2 separate regions of the Homo sapiens genome follow, and region 1 is linked to region 2. Evidence: read pairs that join two places in POLR2A ChIA-PET (ENCODE). Cell type or tissue: HCT116. All regions are shown on one strand. Links, peaks and the distances in the headings refer to the core of each region. The heading gives the core; the rest is flanking DNA. Region 1 overlaps HORMAD2 (HORMA domain containing 2). Region 2 has its middle 28 kb from the start of LIF-AS1.

The links. ChIA-PET counts read pairs that join two places held together with the same protein. Peaks named below come from ENCODE experiments on the same cell type or tissue, not always from the same donor. Only the 100,000 strongest peaks of a DNase experiment are listed, where the experiment ranks them.
Region 1: POLR2A ChIA-PET joins it to region 2 with 15 read pairs; 5 of 35 experiments call an interaction of 5 or more read pairs at or near these places.

The regions. Positions count from the first base shown.
Region 1 is chr22:30,118,508-30,123,866 of GRCh38, reverse strand. HORMAD2 (HORMA domain containing 2) reads right to left here. Exons shown (of 11, transcript NM_152510.4): 8 at 4,820-4,887; 9 at 2,078-2,235; 10 at 1,653-1,903. Among named protein-coding and RNA genes, the nearest start is that of HORMAD2, 41 kb to the right of the region's middle. In HCT116, for the core only: no CTCF peak of the experiment used is centred there; no DNase peak of the experiment used is centred there.
Region 2 is chr22:30,208,150-30,213,528 of GRCh38, reverse strand. No RefSeq gene overlaps it. Among named protein-coding and RNA genes, the nearest start is that of LIF-AS1, 28 kb to the left of the region's middle. RefSeq lists an enhancer at 715-1,009. In HCT116, for the core only: a CTCF peak has its summit at 1,006 (motif pointing left); DNase peaks (open chromatin) are centred at 788 and 2,998; H3K4me3 peaks cover 2,042 bases; H3K27ac peaks cover 5,000 bases.

The DNA of each region.
Region 1 (5,359 bases), core at 1-5,000, 89 kb after region 2:
GAGACCCTGTCTCTAAAAAAAATAAAAAATAAGCTGGGTGTGGTGGCGCACACCTATGGTTTCAGCTACACTGGAGGCTGAGCTGAAAGGATTACTTGGGCCCAGAAGGTCAAGGCTGCAGTGAGCTGTGATCAACTACTGCACTCCAGCACTCAAGCCTGGACAACAGAGCAAGACTCTTTCCCTAAATAAATAAATAAATAAATAAATAAATAAATAAATACCTAGCTGAGGCCCAGTGTGGTGTCTCATACCTGTAATCCCAGCACTTTGGGAGGTCAAAGTGAAAGGATTGCTTGAGCCCAGGAGTTTAAGACCAGCCCTGGTAACAGTGAGACCCTTGTCTCTACAAAAAATTAAAAAATAAAAAATTAGCCAGGTGTGGTGGCATGTGCCTATAGTCCCAGCTACTCGAGAGGCTGAGGTAGGAGGATTCCTTGGCAAGCTGAGGCACCAGTGAGTCATGGTTGCACCACTGTACTTCAGCCTGGGCAACAGAGCGAGACCCTGTCTCAAAAACAACAAGAACAACAACAAAAAAAACTAGCTGAAACATTCTTTTCTTAACCTTCATTTTTTTTCCCCTTTCTATGTTAGCTATATCTTCCTTGGGTGAAATTGGAAGAGGAAAATTGCACCAAAATCCAAAGTCATTTTTATGTCTAACATCGAGAAAGCACTAAAAATTTAAAAACAATCTGTTACTTGTTTGGTTATATTATTTACATTAATTGAATTAAAACTAGAACAACTAGAACCTCTTTTCAATGTATTAAACATAATACAGAGTTAAAGAACTAGAAGGAACCTTCAGAAGTTACCTAGTACAGTCACCTATCTTTAAATAAGACTCAAATTATCTTAAGCAAACAAGTTATCATTCTAATCTTAAAATATCTCCTGAAAAGATCTTATAGCATCCCTTCCTACTGAAAATTTTTTGTCTAACTCAGAACCCTTTTAACACAATGTTGTCATACAGTTAACATTATTATCCAGACAACCACCAGTTAAGGGTGTGGAGTTACCTAGGGCATAATGGGACCCTAGCAAGAATCTAACTCCAAGTCTCTATTGGTGGAAATGGGAGGATAAAGGGATCAGAGACCTGACTGTTTGGCTCCACTAGCTCCAACCCCACCAACCCCCTGACTTTCCCCAGTGAGTTAGCCCCAAAGCTTGTCTTCCTCCACATAACCAGAAGTTAACTATTATTTGTTTTCACGCTGACTCGGGTTTATCCATAAAATTTATCTTCCCCAACTCCTCCCATCCAATTATCTCAGTATCAAGAACTGATTTATACTTCCAATGAGTATGAATAAATACCTAGAATATTTTTCAACCCTAAAATTATGTCATTTACAAATAAAGGAAAGAAAACCTCAAATTTTCTAAATTTATGATATCTTTAATAAAATAAATATATTAGAAAATCTTTTTCCTCCTAGTTATGGACAATTTCATCTGATAAAGTATATTTCCTTTTAGAAGATTAAACTTTTTTAGATTAAAAACTCCTTGATGTCAGAGACTAGTTTTGTTTCAGTTTTTATAGCTGGCACACTCCACGTGCATGCCCTGGGTAGAAACTGAAAAATATCAATTGTGTTTAACTGACACGATAGAAAATCTCTAAAGCTTTGCCTTACATGGTCATTGCATTCTTCTTCCTCATCACAGTCTAGACCCTGATGGGCGATCTCAGTAGTGCTGTTCTCCCGAAACAGATTGTTCTCCAAATCAATCACTTTTGTAGCCTCTGTCATGACTTTTACTTTCATGCTATGAAAGCCAGTGGAGACAAATCCCACTTGCACGTTGATAGGCTCCTTGTCAAACAGCAGGAAGTGTGAATTTACCCCTTCTTTAAAACCGAGGGGTTGGTAATCATGTGGGGTCACTGCGAAATGAAAAGGGCAAAAAGCCATGAAAACTGAGTTTCAATACAACAAATCCGATTAATCTTTCATGTGTAGCAACAGACTTCTCTTTCAGATGCCTGCAAAATCCTTTTACTTATAGAAAATATTAGCTCAGCACTTAAGGAGGAATTTGCCTAAAGTTCTCTACCTACCTGCATTATAGTAGTGGAGTTTCATAGTAAGTACAACATTATTAGGAAGTGGCTCAAGGTCCTGCATCAGTATATACAATTTACGGATCAGTAGAACACTGGCTTTCTTAATATCTTCATTGTTTGTTCCACTTTCAAAGCTTGTACTGCTGCTATGACTACACAGAAAAAAAAGCATACTTTTTGATCATATACAATAGTGGCAATCTATCCCAAAAGGAACAAAACTTTTGACTATGTGAGTAAATATAAATTAAACATTAGTATATTTTGAGACTTTTTTAGAATGTAAATTAGGGGAGCGATGGTACTTTTTGCAATGTATATACAAAGAATTTCTTAAGTAGCAAATTCCCTAAAAGCATTTAAAATACGATCTTTTTAAAAATTTGATTTGAAAAAAATCATATACCACAACAGTAAGAACAACGAATTTGGAATTAGGTGACCTGGCATCTAATATCAGCTCTGCTGATAACTAGCTGAATGACCTTGGTCAAGTCATTTAGACACACTCTAGGTCAGTTAGCTCATTTGTGAGATAAGCGTAAAGACATTTCTACAACTCTCAAGCATAAAATCAATCACCAGCTCTGGGACTTTCTACCGTCTGATTATCTCGCAAAAGTATCCCTTCCTCACTCTTGCATTGATTACTACAGTGGCTATCTAACTATTTTTCCTGCTTTCCTTCTTGTCCACACTACAAAATATTCTCCATATCACCGCTGAAATAATATTACTAATAGGAAAATCTGTTCATGTCACCTTCTTACTTAGAATTCTTCTATTATATCCATCAGTTTTCAATCAAATTCAAAGACAGTGTGTATACAATTCCTTTCACAACCCGTCATATCCTCACCTCCATCCTCATCTGCAGCTATTGCCCAGTTTCCTCTCACTCAAAGTATTTGCATATGCTGTTCACTTTGCTTGTACTGTGCTTTTCCACTTTTCTTCCTGACTGTCCTAAATTTATCCTCTAATACCTAGCTCATGCGCAGACTCTTCAAAGAAGTCTTCTCTGATAATACCCTCATCTCATCCTCAGGATAACTATTTGTCCTTCTCTAGACTGTGAGTGGCTATATCTTTCATCTCCACAGTACAGAGTTTGGTGCCCAGCTATTCAATCAACATTTGTTGAATTAATGAATGAATGAACAATTTGGACTAAATTACCTTCCAATTCTAAACTTTGTTCATTTATCTCCAAAGTTTCCTTCCACAATTAGTCTCACATTTGAGTAGTTTCCAGGAGGGACCATGACTATAATATATTTACACATGGCTGTGCACATAGTTAGCTCTTAATATGAAAAATAACCCTAAGTAATTGAAATGTTGGATTTTTCCCTAACTGATCTTTGGAGACAGTGTGAATTCATGAAGCAAACATTTATTAAGTGAATACATTAGCTCCTTTTCCAATTTTGAACAACTTAAAATTCTGCCAACCAGGATTTAACCAATTCAAATGTAGGTAACCAGAATGAAGGGCTATAGATATGTAGCTCATGGGAGCCTCCAGGACACATCAGTAAAATCATATTCAGGACTCCCATTTAAACAAATGCCTATATTTCTTCTCTAGGAAATTAATAATATGCATCACCTTCTCTCCTTAGCATGTGAAAGATTTGGCCATTTTTGTTTTACAGCTTACCTCTTGGCATATGTGCCTTCAGAACAAAAGAGTTTAATCTGGCCATCAGTGTATATTTTTGAGTTTTGGAGAGTAAAGGTAACTTTTTATGTGAGAAAACGTGTATGAAAAGTGCTGCTGTATAAGCTGTAAAGTATTATACAAATGTTAGCTAATAAAAGGTAATATTTTAATTCTCATTTTTGGAACTGATTTTCTCTTCACATTCTAGTGCTGTCTGTAGGTTTTACAAATGGAAGGATAATCAAGGGAGTGAATCTTGGAGAAAAGTCCTCAAGCTCATGGCAAATGATGAGCCAGAGCTAATAGTAGGGAAAATTGAAAATTAGGCCATGTCTCTCATCAGTCTTTCCTTTCAAGGGCATCCATCCCCCTTACTTGGATTCCTCTACTATCCAGAGCTTTTCACCATCATCTGTACCTTCCACTACTGTGCCATCTCATCAGCAATACTTAGCTCTCCATCCCCCCTGGCAGGTCTGAATCCAAAAGCTACTGGGAGAAAAATAAACGTTGCTCTTCAATGTCCTTGTGTTTGCTATTTAACCCATTAGTAACCTAAAACTTGGAATTTTCGACTTCATAAGGAAACTGCAGTGCTTTCTAATCTTTTCATACAAGGACACAAGGAAATGATATTTATATGACATACTGGGGTAAGCAAATGAGAATATTTGTGCATACGGGCAAATAGTCCAAGGGTATTATCTACCCTAGGCACAGGCTGGCTATATCGAGGTGGAAAGGATCGCTATCTAGGCATAGCAGTTGAGAAACTTTGAATTAATGGCTAGACAGAGCCTTATGGAGTTATTCAATCAATAGCGTGTAGGCAACCTTATTGACATAATTTCTACCTTTGTGCTGCATGCCATTTTCTCTATTCCCACCAGCTTAATCCATGGATTTCAGGAATGTAAACAATTGTTGCAGCCCCTTTTTATAATAGTGGTTTTCTGTAGGGTTTGTGGGGAAATGTGTAAAGAAGTATAAGGCCTTTCTCTGGCCTCAAGAAGCTTATGTTTACCTCAATCCTATTTATTTCTCATGTTCATTAAGCAGTTAGATTCTACCTGTCAAAATCCATAGTGGCTCCTTCTTTCGTGTATTTGAATTTGAACTGGTACATCTCAGTCACCTTCTACAAAAACCAAAGGAAATAAAGAAAAAAAAGAATTTAGAAAAGAAATCCAGAATCTTACCTGATCATAAGTAAGGAACATTTTCACTGTATATCTACTGTACTTCCTATATAGCTGTTTGTTTCACAGTATCACATTATTCAAGAGTAATATTTCCAAATATAAAGACAACCTAGTTTTTCTCCTCCATGCTAAAAATAAATTAGATGAAAGATACTATTATTACCATTTTAAAGCTGGAAAAACAAAATCACAGAGTCAAATATCTAACCAAACTAGGTAAACAACAGTGGAAACAGTTGAGAAACCATTCATTCATGTAACAAATATTGTATTGAATGTCTACTTTGTGCCAGTCACTGGAGTCACAGCGGTGAACAAGACAGAAAAGGTCCCTGTTTTTCTGGAATATACATACAATCCAGTAGGGGAAATAGTCAGTAAATAAGTAAACAAATGAAATAAGCTAAT
Region 2 (5,379 bases), core at 205-5,204:
TGGCAGCTCTGAGGGGCAGCCTTCCCCACCCTGGGTTTAGGCAGACAGAGGCTTATCCCTCCTCCCCGGTGGCACTCATCTTTGCTCTAATGAAGCAATGAATTGCACAGTGATATCTGCCTTTCCTACCTGGCCAAAGCCTCCCTGGGGGCAGAAAGGGCACCATCCTGCTCTTGCTGTGTCCTAGGGCCAGACGCTTGGCAGGGCGCCCAGGTGGGTTTCAGCGAATGCTCACTAAGTGAGAGTGAATGAATGAATGCAGGAGAGAATACATGGATGTTCCATTCAGCCTCTCCCTCACCAAACGCAGCCCACACGCGCTGTGAGTCTGTCTGGGTGCGGTGGAGGATGCCACTTGGGATTACAATATTTGTAACTTGTGGTTTATGGGCTCTGGAACCAGATGGGGTCTGAATCTCTGCTCTGTTGCTCGTAGCTGTGTGATGTTGAGGAAGTTGCTCAACCTCTCTGTCTAGCTGCAGAACAATCTATTAGAGATAATAATAGCACCTCCCTTGCTGGTGCTATGGAAGTGGGGATTACATGAGGTAAAGGTTACAAGGAGAAGGATTGTAATTATTATTATTGTTGCTGGTAATGACTCAAAGGCTTCCTCCTCCCAATTAATATCTTTGTTTTTTAAGCACAGGAGCCAAGGTCCTCATGACAGGGTTGGAAAGGCCTGGGAGGGGAGCCAGGAGCCTGAGACCAGCTCAGCAGGTCCTGGCCGTGTGACCCAGAGGAAGTCACCCCATCTCGCCTGCTAACCAGATGACTAACAGCAGCAGCAATCATATTGCCTAATTTGCTACCTCACAGGAGTGTGGGAGAAGATCAAACAGAGAAATGAATGAGAAGCATTCTTTCCACAAATATTTGTTGAACACCTACTGTGCTCGAGGCTTGTGGAGGACCAAGCGGGGAACAAGCTGGCATAATCCTTCTCCCTAGGAATGTACAGTCAACAGGGAAGCCAGAAATGAAGGGATTGCTACAAAGTGTGCAAGTGCCTCCCTCTGCTGAGGATTGGGGCACATGATGGCAGAGGCATCTCTGCAAATCCTGACAATCTCACAGGTCATCCCTGCTTTGCCTCCTTTGAGTCTTCATTTATGAAATGGACTGGGTTTTTGTTGTTGTTGTTGTTTTAGATGGTGTCTCGCTCTGTTGCCCAGGCTGGAGTGCAGTGGCGTGATCTCGGCTCACTGCAACCTCCGCCTCCCGGGTTCAAGCAATTCTCCTGCTTCAGCCTCCCGAGTAGTTGGGATTACAGGTGTATGCCACCACACCTGGCTAATTTTTGTATTTTTAGTAGAGACGGGGTTTCACCATGTTTGCCAGGCTGGTCTCGAACTCCTGACCTCAGGTGATCCGCCCACCTTGGCCTCTCAAAGTGCTGGGATTATAAGGCGTGAGCCACTGAGCCCAGCCTGGACTGTTTTTTGTTTTTGAGACAGGGTCTCACTCTGTTGCCTGGGCTGGAGTGCAGTGCTGTGATCATGGCTCACGGTAGCCTCGAACTCCTGGGCTCAGGTGATCCTCCCACCTCAGCCTCCTGAGTAGCTGGCACTACAGGAGCACACCACCACCACCATGCCCCGCTAATTTTTAATTTTTTACAGACAGGGTCTCACTATGTTGCCCAGCCTGGTCTTGAACTCCTGGGCTCAAGCAATCCTGCCTCAGCCTCTCAAAGTGCTGGGATTACAGGGGTGAGCCACTGCACCTGGCCTTGAAATGGACTTTGAAGTGAGCATCAAGATATACCTTCCTCACGACGCTGGTGTAAGGATTGAGCTCATGCATGTGAAAGGGCTTAGCACCGAGCCAGACACCTCTAAGACATCGCTGGATGGCGGTGATTGTTCATGCGCGACCTTGCCACTGGGCACCTGGGGATGCAGGCATGACATTGTCCTTCAAAGAGACAGGGATGAGGAGCATGTGTCTGGCACCTGGAGATCACATTCCCTTCCTCCCTCAGGGCCTATATTTGCCCACACATACACGATTGCGTGGGGACGTTAAAAGGTTCGAAAGCAGATATTCCAAACTGGTAACAGGGTGAGAAATGAGGGTAATTATGAGCCCAGTCATCTACTTTTATGTTTTATCTTTTATATATTGTTTGAACAATAGATCACTTTTTGTTTTTCTTTATTACGGTAAAATACGCGTGACATTAAATGTTCCATTTGAACCATTTTTAAGTGTATGGTTCGGTGGCATTAAGTACGTTCCCAATGTTGCAACCGCTACCACCACCTTCCCCAGTGAAACTCTGTCCCCATTAAACACTAACTCTCCCTTTCCCCTTCCCCAGCCCCTGGCAACATTTATTCTACTTTCTGTCTCTACAAATTTGACTCGTATAAGTGCAATCACACAGTATTTGTCCTTTTGTGTCTGGCTTATTTCACTTAACATAATATCCTCAAGTTCACTCACATGGGAGCATATATCAGAATTTCATTCCTTTTGAATCTAATATTCAATAGATTACTTTTGCCATTGGAAAAAAAAATCATAAAGATTGGAAAAACACAACCATAAAAAGAATGACTGTGCGAATGACTGAAGGAGGAAGAGATGAATAAATGCTCGGGGTCTTCCAGGCATGCCTGCAACTCCGTGGATTTCAGACGGGGTGCATCAGTGGGTCAGCTGGGGTGATGCCGGGGGCAGGCTCCTGTGAATCAGCCGTAGGTCTCCTCTATTACAAGAGAGGGGAGTCAGGCCTCCCACCAGGGCTCTGGTCCCACTGTCCCAGGGACAGCGGAAAATGAAGAAACTCAGCTGAGGGCTGTGAGTCACAGCCGCTGAGGCTGGACGGGGGCCCCACGCCTGGCCCCTGTGGCCCCAGCCATTCAACCTGGGCAGTGAGCGGCACAGAATTCCCGGTCCCCTTCTGATAACAGCCCAGCTCCCCGGGCTCTGGGGACAACCCAGTTGGCCCGGTGAGTAAGGAGGCTCTGGACAATCCCTCCTTTCATAAAGCTCCGCTGCTGACTAATGCCTCCCAGTCACGCCGGCCCTTCCACCTTCCGCCCCAAAACCAATCCCTGCCCAGAGCCAGCCCCTGAGGGCTTTGATTCCTCAAAGCGGAGGAACCTGCTGTCCTCCGCACCCATTTTACCTTCCTGCTGCTGCCCTCATGTTCTGCCCCCACCTACCTCCAGGCTTTGCCTTGGAGACCTCTCTCCTCCTCCTCCTCCTCTCCGCATGTCAACCCTGAGCCCTCCCAAACTCTCTGGGCCTTGCTGTCAAGCCTCAGACCATTCCTGTGATCATCAAATCTTTGCCAAGGGTCTTCTTGTATACCCTCCCCTCCCACTTATCCTCAGTCTTTTTTTGTTTTTGAGACGGAGGCTTGTTCTGTCACCCAGGCTGGAGTCCAGTGGCGTGATTTCGGCTCACTGCAGCCTCCACCTCCTGGGTTCAAGCGATTCTCCCACCTCAGCCTCCTGAATAGCTGGGACTACAGGTGCCCAATGCCACCTGGCTAATTTTTTAATTTTTAGTAAAGACGGGGTTTCACCATATTAGCCAAACTGATCTCGAACTCCTGACCTCAGGTGGCCTCCCAAAGTGCTGGGATTACAGACTTCAGCCACCGTGCCTGGCCATCCTCAGTCTTTTCCATCAGGAAGGAATGGCTAGCCACCTGAGGCTGGGGTCACCTGAGAGATGACTCCAATGAGGGGATTTCAGGCACTCGGGCAGGGCACTGAGGTGCTGTTACTGAGCGTGCATGCAGGGACATCTTGAGCTGCCTCTAGCTCCTTTGAGGCACACAGGAAGCCTTGTGGGGGTTTGAATTCTGACTCTACCACTGACTAGCTGGGTGACCATGGCCAGGTAACTTAACCTCGCTGAGCCTCAATTTCTATACCTGTTTCTAAAAAGTGGGAGGGGGTAGGGATAATAATCTCTCCCTTCCAGAATGGACATGAAGCACCTTCCAGAGAGCCTGCTAACTCAGCCTGCACGGAAGGTCACAGTCAACAGGGGGGCTCAGAAAAATGGGGTTGAGATGCCTTGGGGAGGCCTTGGCCAAGGAGAGTGTGACAAGTCAGGGCAGAATCGAGTCCCTCTGACTCCTCGGCATGTGCAGTGGCTGAGAAATGGCCTCTTGGTTCCCAGAGTTGATGGGAGGGTGGATGACATTCTTTCAGTCACTGTATGAGTGTAGGCGCCTGTGCTCCTGGAGATGGGCCTAGTTTGGAGGGTACAGGACGTCGGTTGAGGAAAAAAAACATCGCTGTTTGGTTCTGGAAGAGAATCTCTCCCTTTTTTGGGGGCGGTGGGCAGTGAGGGAAGTGAGAGAGAAAGGGCCATGGCTAGCTTCTCTCACTCGTGAGGCCTAACGGAGGCGAATGGGGAAACGACTTGGTGTGATCCAAGAGGAAGCTTGGAAAACCGGGGAAAGCTCCGGCCTGGGAGCTGAGAACCACGGTCCTCTTTCCGGGCCCAGCTGGGCCTCCTACCGGCCACGTGGCCGGGGGTGAGTCACAGCCTCTGAGCGACATGACCCTTATCTGCAAAAGGAGGTGGAGAGATGTGAGGACTTCCAAGGCCATTTCCAGCTCTAAGATTCTGTAACGCTGCAGCCATCTCTTTAAAGATGACAAGCAGAGATGCTGAGCTGAAACAGATGTGGTGGATAAAGCCAAAATAATCAGCTCAGTGGTTTTTCTCTCTCCAGTGCCCTGCGTCAGCGAAGCCTTGGGTGAATCTGGCATTTGCTCATTTTGATAGGTAATCAAGGCAACATCTGGGGGCCTGAGCTTCCGGAAGAGGGGCTGATCAAACAGTTCCTACCCTTAGCCCTTCCTCCTTCCTGAACAGCGTGCATGTGATGTGGACCTCCTGAATCCACACGGTCCAGGCTGGCTCCTGCACTGAGCATTTCTTAAACGCGATTTCTTTGCTCATTCTCCAGACCTTCCACAGTCAGCCAGAGTCTGGGGATGCTCATTTGCTAAAGAACTATTTATTTTGCATCTCCCCAGTGCCTGGCACCAAAATAAAAGATTCTGGGGCCCTTGTGTCAGAGGGAATTCTCACGCAGCCTTGGTGCATGAGATAACTATGCTTCCCATAGGAAGGGAGAGAGATGAGAAGGTGACCTTATATCCACAGGGCAGAGCCCTAAGTGGGCAAGGAAGTTTCTGGATGGCGGGGTGGGCAGCACAGACTCTGGAAAGGTGGGAGGAAAAAGGAACCCGGATGGGGAGATTACAGGAACTGAGGCAGTGAGGCAGAAAAATATGGTGTGTTCAGTGGGCAGTGAGGTGACACATTTAGGCAGCACGCAGCTCTCGGAGTTTGATTTCATTTTAAAGGAACCCCATTCCCCTAATTTCCATCATAGACCTA